Linked DNA regions of Homo sapiens: region 1 is linked to region 2. The links are chromatin loops, found by intact Hi-C in ENCODE. Cell type or tissue: PC-9. All regions are shown on one strand. Links, peaks and the distances in the headings refer to the core of each region. The heading gives the core; the rest is flanking DNA. Region 1 overlaps TOM1L2 (target of myb1 like 2 membrane trafficking protein). Region 2 overlaps ATPAF2 (ATP synthase mitochondrial F1 complex assembly factor 2).

Region 1 (5,380 bases), core at 280-5,279, 76 kb before region 2:
GTTGTTTTTTAAGAGATGGAGTCTTGCTCTGCCACCCAGGCTAGAGTGTGTCCAGAATTGGTGGGTTCTTGGTCTCACTGACTTCAAGAATGAAGCCATAGACCCTCGCAGTTAGTTTTACAGTTCTTAAAGGCGGCGTGTCTGGGGTTTGTTCCTTCTGATGTTCAGCTGTGTTCTGAGTTTCTTCCTCCTGGTGGGTTCGTAGTCTCGCTGGCTTCAAGAGTGAAGCTGCAGACCTTCGCGGTGAGTGTTACAGCTCTTAAGGCAGCGTGTCTGAAGTTGTTCGCTCCTACCGCCTGGAATTGTTCATTCCTCCCAATGGGTTCGTGGTCTGCGCCAGCCTCAAGAGAAAAACTGCAGACCTTTGCAGCCAGTGTTACAGCTCATAAAAGCAGTGGACTCATGGAGTAAGCAGCAACATTTGTTTCAAAGAGCAAAAGAACAAAGCCTCCCCCGCACGAAAAAGGACCCAAGTGGGTTACCACTACTGCCTCTGGCCCCACCCACATCCTGCTGATTGGTCCATTTTACAGAGAACTGATTGGTCTGTTTTACAGAGACCTGATTGGCCTATTTTGACAGGGTGCTGATTGGTGCGTTTACAATCCCTGAGCTAGACACAAAGATTCTCCAAGTCCCCACCAGATTAACTAGATACAGAGTGCTGATTGGTGCATTTACAAACCTTGAGCTAGACACAGAGTGCTGATTGGTGTATTTACAATCCCTTAGCTAGACATAAAGGTTCTCTAAGTCCTCACTAGACTCAGAAACCCAGCTGGCTTCACCCAGTGGATCCCACACCTGGGTCACAGGTGGAGCTGCCTGCCAGTCCCTGGCAGTGCGCCTGCACTCCTCAGCCCTTGGGCGGTCGATGGGACCGGGCGCAGTGGAGCAGGGGTTTGCGCTCCTTGGGGAGGTTCGGGCCGCATAGGAGCCCACGGCAGGGAGGCTCAGGCATGGTGAGCTGCAGGTCCAGAGTCCTGCCCCGCAGGGAGACCGCTGAGACCCGGCGAGAATTCCAGCACAGCACTGGCGGGCCGGCACTGCTGGGGGAATGGCACACCCTCCGCAGCTGCTGGCCTGGATGCTAAGCCCCTCACTGCCCGGGGCCTGCGGTGCTGGGCCCGCTGAGCTCACGCCCACCCAGAACTCGCGCTGGCCCGCAAGCGCCACGCGCAGCCCGGTTCCCGCCCGCGCCTCTCCCTCCACATCTCCCTGCAAGCTGAGGGAGGCGGCTCCGGCCTCGGCCAGCCCAGGGAGGGGTTCTCACAGTGCAGCGGCGGGCTGAAGGGCTCCTCAAGCACAGCCAGAGAAGGCATCGGGGCTGAGGAGGCGCCTGAGAGCGAGCAACGGCTGCCAGCACGCTGTCACCTCTCAAGAGTACAGTGGCACAATCATAGCTCGCTGCAGTCTCCACCTCCTGGGCTCAAGCAATCCTCCTGCCTCAGCCTCCAAAGTAGCTAGGACTACAGGGAGTAGCACTACCACACCCAGCTAATTTTTAAATTTTTTGTAGAAACAGGGTCTTGCTATGTTGCCCAGGCTGGCCTCAAATTTTTGGCCTCAAGCAATCCTCCTGCCTTGGCCTCCCAAAGTGCTGGGATTACAGGCATGAGCCACCACTCCCTTATACAGCCTTTCAAAATGGCAGGTAGAGAAAACAATGCATATGATTCTTCTTCAAAATATCACTGGGATTCAACACAAAAGAGCATATACTGTATGACTCCACTCATGAACTTCTAGAAGAGATAAAAGATCAGTGGTTCCCTCTGCAGTGTGTTGGAGGAGAGGATTAACTGGGAAGGGACCTGAGGGAGCTTTCTGGGGTGAGGTTGACAGTGCGTATCTTGATGGGGTAAGGTGACAACATGTAAGCATGTGTCAAAATTATAACAAAATGTATGCATTTTACTACAAGTAAACTACCTCAGTGAAAATCATTAGAAGGCAAATATATATACATTTACACAAAATATATATAAAGTATAACATATTTATATAAAATATATATAAAATATGTATATGTATATATTTACCTGTGTGCATGTATTTACATGTGTGTATATACTTACATATCACAGGCTATACACACACACACGTACACACACATATGATTCATAGGTATGTACAGTCTCTTATGGAAAGCTGTAAGTCTTAAGAAAAACTAGGCCAGGCGTGGTGGCTCACGACTGTAATCCCAGGCCGAGGTGGGCGGATCATGAGGTCCGGAGATCAAGACCATCCTGGCTAACACGGTGAAACCCCGTCTCTACTAAAAATACAAAAAATTAGCCGGGCGTGGTGGTGGGCGCCTGTAGTCCTAGCTATTCAGCAGGCTGAGGCAGGAGAATGGTGTGAACCCAGGAGGTGGAGCTTGCAGTAAGTCGAGATTGTGCCACTGCACTCCAGCCTGGGCAACAGAGCAAGACTCTGTCTCAAAAAAAAAAAAAAGAAAAGAAAAACTAAAAGCCACTTTGATTTGGGCCTTAAGCTTTAGGTCTGAAATGAACTTGGAAAGCTTGTTCAACCTCTGTTCTTCAAAACAAACGAACGAACAAACCATGCTCTTCAAATGAGTAACTGACAGGATGTGCCCCACCCAAAGTCTCACAGCAAATCAGCAGCAGAGCAGTGAACAGTCCCAGACTTTCCCAGTCCTAGCCTGGGATTGGTTTCTCTGGTCTGGACCAGTGCCAGAAAAAGTAGATAAAACAGAAGACCATTGGTGATTTTATGAGCTAATTTCATTTAAACCATCAAATCTAGAGCTAAATAGTACCCCCAACCAAGCCCAGTCAAAAACAGGAGACTAACTTTCAAACAATAAAATGTATTTACCTTCATGAGGCTGAGTTGAAAATTTCCACTCCATTAAAATGACAGACTTACTACCCCATGCTTACCCTCCCTGCCCATATACAAATATCTAAATGACTGGCAAGAGGCTGTGAGCTAAATAGGAAGACATGTAAGAGTCATAAAACTGAGTCACTGTGGGACCTTGGCAAGTCTCCTACTGTGATACAGTAAGAAATATATATTTGGTCTTTGTCCAGGTTCCTGGCACACCTCACCCAAAACCCCTGGAATCTCCTGAGAGATAAGTGTCTTTTGTATGCTAATGAGATTGGGGCTCCCTAGCCAGAAAGACCAAGGTACATTTCAGTGTTGGAACTTTTAGCCGTACCCTCATCCCACCTTACCTCCGGAAAGGGGAGAGGGACTAGAGGTTGAGTTATTCACCAATGGCCAGATTTAATCACTCATGCCCACATAATGAAACCTCCATTAATACCCCTAAACGATGGGGTTCAAAGAACTTCCAAGTTGAACACATAAAGGTGCTGGGAGGCTGGCACAGAAGTTCTCTGCCCCTTCCCCACACCTTGCCCGATGAATCTCTTCCATTTGGCTGTTGCTGAGTTATATCCTTTGTCACGAAAATGTAAGTAAAGTGTTGTCCTGAATTTTGTGAGCCATTCAAGCATATGATCAAACATGGGGAAGGCATCACGGGAATCCCCAATTTATAGCCGGTCATGGGAAGTACAGATGGTAACCAGGAACTTGTGACTGGCATGTGAAGTGGGGGCAGTCTTGTGGGACTGAGCCCTTAACCTCTGGGGTCCGCACCAGCTCCAGGTAGTTAGTGTCAAAACTGAATTCAATTGTAGGACATCCATTTGATATCAGAAAAAAGACAAAAACAACAAAAAAATCCCTGCACATTTGCTGTCAGAAATGTCATACATCACAGACACCCTCTCTGGCCTTGTTTCCACAACCTGCAAAAATTAGAGGGTTGGACCAAATACCACTAAGACCCTTTCAACTAGAGTCTTCTGATTCTTTGAATTGCTGGTTTAAGAATTTCCACAGTTAGCATAGGAGACTCTCGCTCTCTGGAAGCCACTAGCAAATTCAGCTTTCAAACCCCAAGCAACATCATTTCTCAGGCCTCATTTCCTATTTCGACTAATGACGTGCCAGAAATCTGTGTGATTTCTCCTTTGAGGAGCAGCAAAAAAAACTCCACAGTGTCCTATTACAGGACCCAGTTCTTGTCCCCAGCTCTCAAAGACAGCCCAATTCTCTGAGATGAAAGAATCAGTCTCTCTCCATTACACTCAATTTTAAACCAAAACCCGAAACAGAATTTTTGACATGCCTCCCAGACTACAAGGCTTATGCTTCATTAATGATTAAAAGAGCAGCTGGTGATGTCTTAAAAGCAAGTTGGTCAGTTAGACAATTTAGCATGTGTTTAAATTCCGTCTTTTCCTCCATCCATCACTGTAGTTCTAAGGCAAATCCAAAGAGAAAGTAAAATACACAGGTCTTCCATTACTAAGAAGTGCCTCAGCGAGGATATAAGAAAGCACGTCCTTTGAGGAAATTCTCAGAAAACTTACTGGTATGAAGAGGACACTTGTACACTGAGTTACAGGAGGAAAACTGAAACTGAGTACATAATTTACAATACTAGTGTAGGTCTGGATTTAAGACAACTATTACTAGATTTTTCAGCTACCAAGTTCATTCAGGCATTCATTCACTCAATCCCACAAACAATACTAAGCTCTCTGGTTTAGTGGTTAAGAGCACCAGCTCTGCTGCCCACAGACCTGGGTTCAAATCCCTGCTCTGCCACTGATAATCCACAGACCTTGAGGAAGGTACTTGACTTTTTTTTTTCTGAGACAGGGTCTCTGGCTCTGTCAACCAGACTGGAGTGTAGTGGCACAATCTCAGCTCACAGCAACCTCTGCCTCCTGGGCTCATGCCATCTTCCCACCTCAGCCTCCTCCCAAGTAGCTGGGACTACAGGTGCATGCTACCATGCCCAGCTAATTTTTGTATTTTTTTGTAGAGACGGAATTTCGCCATGTTGCCCAGACTGGTCTCGAACTCCTGAGCTCAAGTGATCCTCCCATCTTGGCTGCCCAGAATACTAGTATTACAGGCATGAGCCAGTGAGCCCAGCTGGTTATTTCACTTCTAAGCCTTAGTTTCCTAGTCTTTTAAAATATGACTGACAGGCCTGGGTGACACAGTGAGAGTCTGTCTCCAAAAAAACAAAATAGAGTGATAATACCTGCCTTACAGAATTGTTGTGGGAATTAAAGAAAAGAATGCATGTAAACTACATAACCCAGTACCTAGTAAGGAGAGACATTCTGACTGCTACTAATAGCACCATCCTTATCTTTAAGGCATTGTGTTAGATTCGACTGAAAGATAAGGGCATGACACGGAAGGTACAAGCAACAAAAGAAAAAGTAGAGAAACTGGACTTAAAACTTTTGTGCATTAAAGGACACTATAAACAGAGTATAAAAAGGCAACCCACAGAATGGGAGAAAATATTTGTAAA
Region 2 (5,380 bases), core at 265-5,264:
TACAGACAGAGGGCCCAAAATTGCATTCCACATTTGCACTTACTAAACTAAGGCCCAAATTGTTTTCCCACAAAAATATGTGTGTGTCTACCATGTGTCTTGGCACTTGGGATACAAGAGTGAATAAAATAGACAGAGTTTAAAGTGTTTTTTTAGGCCAGGCGCGGTGGTCACGCCTGTAATCCCAGCACTTTGGGGGGCTGAGGCGGGCGGATCACGAGGTCAGGAGATTGAGACCATCCTGGCTAACACAGTGAAACCCCATCTCTACTAAAAATACAAAAAATTAGCCGGGCGTGGTGGCGGGCGCCTGTAGTCCCAGCTACTTGGGAGGCTGAGGCAGGAGAATGGCGTGAACCCGGGAGGTGGAGCTTGCAGTGAGCTGAGATCGCACCACTGCACTCCAGCCTGGGTGACAAAGCAAGACTCCATCTCAAAAAAAAGAAAATAAAGTGTTTTTTTAGGATCAGATCTGTCCACCAAGATGATGTTGTCTTACTATGGCACCTTCATCTGAAATCACAACACTGATTATCTCATACGTTTGACACTAAAATTAGAAGTTTACAGCACCCTACTGCTTTTAAATTTCTCTACATGCTGTCCTGGTCATATCCAAATGGCAGGCTAGACATGGGTCTGGAGGCCTCCTTTCCTCTCTCAGGTCTGGAGTGAGGTAGACCATGTCCTTTGTGTTTTCCAATGCAACAGGCTGGGCTGCATGTATAAAAGCCAGGCCAGGCAGGAAGTTGGGAAGGGCTCTGAAAGCTCTGACTCAACACTGGGGAAAGGGTCTTCCCATGTCAGCAGGAAGAGCCAGCAGAGTGTACAAATGTACAAGAGTGAGCACTCTAGCATACTTCCAGGCCCGGTCTGGGAAGTGAACCCAAGAGACCTGGGGCAGACGAACAGACTCAAGGCAGGAACTGCCAGCACAGGGCTGAACCTTCAAAAGCTCCTGGGACAGCCAGGTTTCCCAAGAGGGAAGTCTTTTTTCTGTTTTGTTGGCCAGGCTCACTTCTGTAACTGAATAAGAAAAAACTAGATGGGAGTGGGATAGATGGAGGGCAGGGAAGAAGCCACCAAAAATTTCTCCAAGCAGAAGAAAACCATGCAGAAAATGAGACGGCAGAAGGGCAAAAGAAGCCCAGGGGCCGCCAGGCCTCAGATTAGAAGGCAGGTGCACATAGATGTGTTTTAGCCAGGGGCTCTCCTGAATGACCCACTGACACTTGGAGGGGCAAACGTGTCTTGGAACAAGCTTTGGTGAGTACTGATCATGTTCCAGGACATACAAGTCCTGGGGATGGGACATGTGCAAAGCTCATCTCTGCACTCTCCAGCCATTTACTGTCTAGTAGGAATACAGACACTAAACCAGGCAAACAATAAGGTGACTTCTGTGATGGGGCAGGCACGTGGAACGATTAGTCAGAATTAAATTGCAACTTGAAGGTGAGGCAGGAGGTACCAAACTTTCTGATTGATTCAATTTTTTTTTTTTTTTTTTGGCAGAGCAGGGCTGTGGAAGTAGTTTCCAGATGAAGAAACAGGTTGCATGAAGGACCAGGGTTTCTAGAGAGCAGTTGTGGACTAGACAGATGGTCAGAAGGAGAATGCAAGATTCTCTAAGATGCTAGAGAGGGCAATGGGGCCACATATGGGGGACATGTAGATCACTGCAAAGACAGCAAAGGGAGCCAAGTAAAGGCTCCACACAGGCATACAGGAACTTGATCTGGGGCCGGGCATGGTGGCTCATGCCTGTAATCCCAGAACTTTGTGAGGCCGAGGGGGACAGATCACTTAAAGCCAGGAGCTCAAGAGCAGCCTGGCCAACATGGTGAAACCCTGTCTCTACAAAAAATTAAAAAATTGGCGAGGTGTGGTATTGCCTGCCTGTAATACCAGCTACTCAGGAGGCTGAAAATCAGTTGAACCCAGGAGGCGGAGGTTGTAGTGAACCAAGATTGCGCCACTGCACCCCAACCAGGGTGACAGAATGAGACTCTGTCTCAAAAAAAAAAAAAAAAAAGAACATGATCTGGACAATTCGTTTGGGGGATCCATGTTCCCCAACAATGTCACATAAGACAAAATGTGAGACCACCAGAAACCTATGAAGCTTCCATGTTCTCGGTGAATACATGGTTAGCAGACATCAATGGTAACCCTGTCTTTAAAGATGAAAAAAATCAGCCTAGCTTTGTAGGATCATGCAGAACTGGCCTTTCCTTTAGAAAGATTACCAGCCTCAGGAACCACAACTCCCACAGTGCACCAAGAAGAGGAAGTACTGGTTTCAGAGCTGTCTCAGTGCCTTTATCTTTTAAAACAGTGCCATCTGGTGGGCCTTAAACCTTAAAGGTGAAATTCTAACTCCAGGGCCATCTGTAATCCTAGGGCGGCTCTAACCAACTCTTTTCAGGTATCAAAATTCTTCAGCCCAAATACATAAAGAACTCTTACGACTCAATAACAAAAAGACAAATAGGCTGGGCATGGTGGCTCGAGCTTGTAATCCCAGCACTTTGGCTGGCTGAGGCAGGTGGATCACTTGAGTCCAAGAGTTCAAGACCAGCCTGAGCAACATGGCAACACCCTGTCTCTACAAAAATACAAAAATTAGCCAGGCATGGTGGCACGTGCCTGTAGTCCCAGCTACTCAGGAGGCTGACATGGGAGGATCACCTGAGCCTGGGAGGTTGAGGCTGCAGTGAGCCATGAACACACCCCTGCACTCTAGCCTAGGCAACAGACCGAGGCCCTGTCTCAAAAACAACAACAAATAACCCAATTTAAAAATGTTCAAGTCTGAGAGACCGAGGTGGGAAGATTGCTTGAGTCCAGGAGTTTGAGACCAGCCTGGGCAACATAGCAAGACCCTGTCTGTACAAAAAAATTTTAAAGTCAGCTGGGCATGGTGGCACACACCTGTAGTTCCCAGCTACTTTGGAGGCTGAGGTGTGAGGCTCGCTTGAGCCCAGGAGGTTGAGGCTGCAGTAAGCTGTAACTGAGCCACTTGCACTACAACCTGGGTGACAGAGCAAGACCCCCTCTCTTTAAAAAAAAACAATGGTCAAGGGATCTGAATAGACGTTTCTTCAAAGAAAATATACAAATAGCCATTAAGCACGTGAAAAGATACTCAACATAATTCATCAGAGAAATGCAAATCAAAACCACAATGAGATACCACTTCAAACCCTTTAGGACAGCTGTAATAAAAAAGACAACAACAAGTGTTGAGATATAGAGAAACTGGACCCCTCAAACACTGCTGGTGGAAATGTGAAATGGCACAGCCACCTTGAAAAACAGTCTGGCAGATCCTCCAAAAGTTAAACAGAGTTACCATTTGACCCAGTAATTCTACTCTTAGGTATATGTCCAAGAGAAATGAAAACATATGTCCACACAAAAACTTGTACATGAATGTTCATAGTAGCGTTATTCATATTAGCCAAAAGGTAGAAACGACCCTGTGTCCACCAATGGATGAATGGATAAGTAAAATGTGGCATATTTACACATACAATGGAATATTGTTTGGCAATAAAGAAGAATGGAGTCATTGATACATGATACAAGGTGGATAAAACTTAAAAACGTTTGGTCATGGTGGCTCACTCCTGTAATCCCAGCACTCTGGAAGGCCGAAGCAGGAGGATCACTTGAGGCCAGGAGTTTGAGGTCAGCCTGAGCAAGACCCCATCTCTACAAAGCACTAAAAAGCTAGCCGGGCATGGTGGTGTGTGCCTGTAGCCCTAGCTACTTGGGAGGCTGAGGCAGGAGGATCACTTGAGCCCAGGAGTTTGAGGTTACAGTGAGCTGTGATCGTGCCACTACACTCCAGCCTGGGCAACAGAATGAGACCCAATCTCTTAAAAACAAAAAAAAACAAAAAAAACCCAAACTTTAAAACATTATGCTAAGTGAAAAAGTCAGTCAAAAAAGACCACATTCTATTTATATAAAATGTCCCAAACAGGGAAATCTATAAAAGAACAAAGGAAAGTAGTAGTTGCCAAGGGATGGAAGTAGTAAGGGTGGATGATAGCTAAAGGGTGCAGGTTTCTTTTAAGGGTGATAAAAATGTTCTAAAATTGATTGTGGCAATGGCTGTACAATTCTGTAAATATACTAAAAACTATTATATTTACACTTCAAGTAAATGAATTGTATAGCAAGTAAATATCTCAATAAAGCTGTTAAAAAAATCCTTCAGGCCAAATGTATAACATTTAGCAAACTTTTTCTGCAAAGAATCAGATAGTAAATATTCTAAGCTTTGCAAGCCATACAATATCTGTTCCAACTATTCAACTCTGCCACTGTAGTGAAAGTAGCCATAGATGATATGTAAATGAATGCATGTGGCTGTGTTCCAATAAAACTCTATTTACAAAAACAGGTGGCAGGCTGGACCCTGATCTACAGACTACATAATCTCCCTCAATCCACACCACTATTCTATGAGGATGACAAGGCAGCTAATGCCTCGGAGGTGATAGAGAAGCTAAACATCTTGTCTTGGTGACAGACAACTGGTAAATAGCAGAGACAAGACTTCTAGCCTTGACTTCATCAGGCAGTTGCATTCAGCCAGATACGCTGAATAGATAGGTTTCTCCAGAACACCTGCCACTCTGGGAGTCAATAGACCTCTGATAAGCTGGTGCAGAACTAAACTGCCACAACAACCTCATATAGGTCTTCTTGTTGCAATATCTCCTTCTCCAACACCTCAGTGACCCTTTCGTAAACTCCTCCTCTCCTTCTGATAACCTTCAATGGCATGGCCATTCCTAAGTGGCCAAGTTCAATCAGCTTGCTGACTGAAGTGTTCATTGAGAAGAACCCACTGCGGTTTAATCTTCTACTACTTCAAATACGCACAAATATCTCACAACTGGTAAGGTCTTTAGAGAGAACACGTGGGGGTCGGGGGCCGGGCGCGGTGGCTCATGCCTGTAATCCCAGCACTCTGGAAGGCTGAGGAGGGTGGATCATGAGGTCAGGAGATCGAGACCATCCAGACTAACATGGTGAAACTCCGTCTCTACTGACAATACAAAAAAATTAGCCAGGTGTGGTGGTGGGCACCTGTAGTCCCAGCTACTCGGGACGCTGAGGCAGGAGAATGGCGTGAACCCGGGAGGCGGAGCTTACAGTGAGCCAAGATTGCGCCACTGCACTCCAGCCTGGGTGACAGTGCAAGACTCTGTCTCAAAAAAAAAAAAAAGCATGCATGGGCCTGATTTATGCACCTCCCTTCTCATTCATTCATTCCTATTTTCTTTCACATTTGACTACCTACCATGTGCCAGGTACTTCCAAGAGCCTAACTAGTAAGTTTAGGCTTTTTAAAAAGGAAAAG

The links. Peaks named below come from ENCODE experiments on the same cell type or tissue, not always from the same donor. Only the 100,000 strongest peaks of a DNase experiment are listed, where the experiment ranks them.
Region 1: a loop joins it to region 2, with 7 times the contacts of the local background. A loop is called at or near these places in 5 of 110 quality-filtered maps.

Annotation. Positions count from the first base shown.
Region 1 is chr17:17,955,647-17,961,026 of GRCh38, forward strand. All of the region lies in intron 1 of TOM1L2 (target of myb1 like 2 membrane trafficking protein), which reads right to left. Among named protein-coding and RNA genes, the nearest start is that of TOM1L2, 14 kb to the right of the region's middle. RefSeq lists a silencer at 2,648-2,697. In PC-9, for the core only: no CTCF peak of the experiment used is centred there; DNase peaks (open chromatin) are centred at 2,595 and 2,985; H3K4me3 peaks cover 559 bases; H3K27ac peaks cover 4,678 bases.
Region 2 is chr17:18,031,345-18,036,724 of GRCh38, forward strand. The region is part of intron 1 of ATPAF2 (ATP synthase mitochondrial F1 complex assembly factor 2); the gene reads right to left. Among named protein-coding and RNA genes, the nearest start is that of ATPAF2, 5.1 kb to the right of the region's middle. In PC-9, for the core only: CTCF peaks have their summits at 2,348 (motif pointing left) and 2,551; a DNase peak (open chromatin) is centred at 2,297; H3K27ac peaks cover 1,000 bases.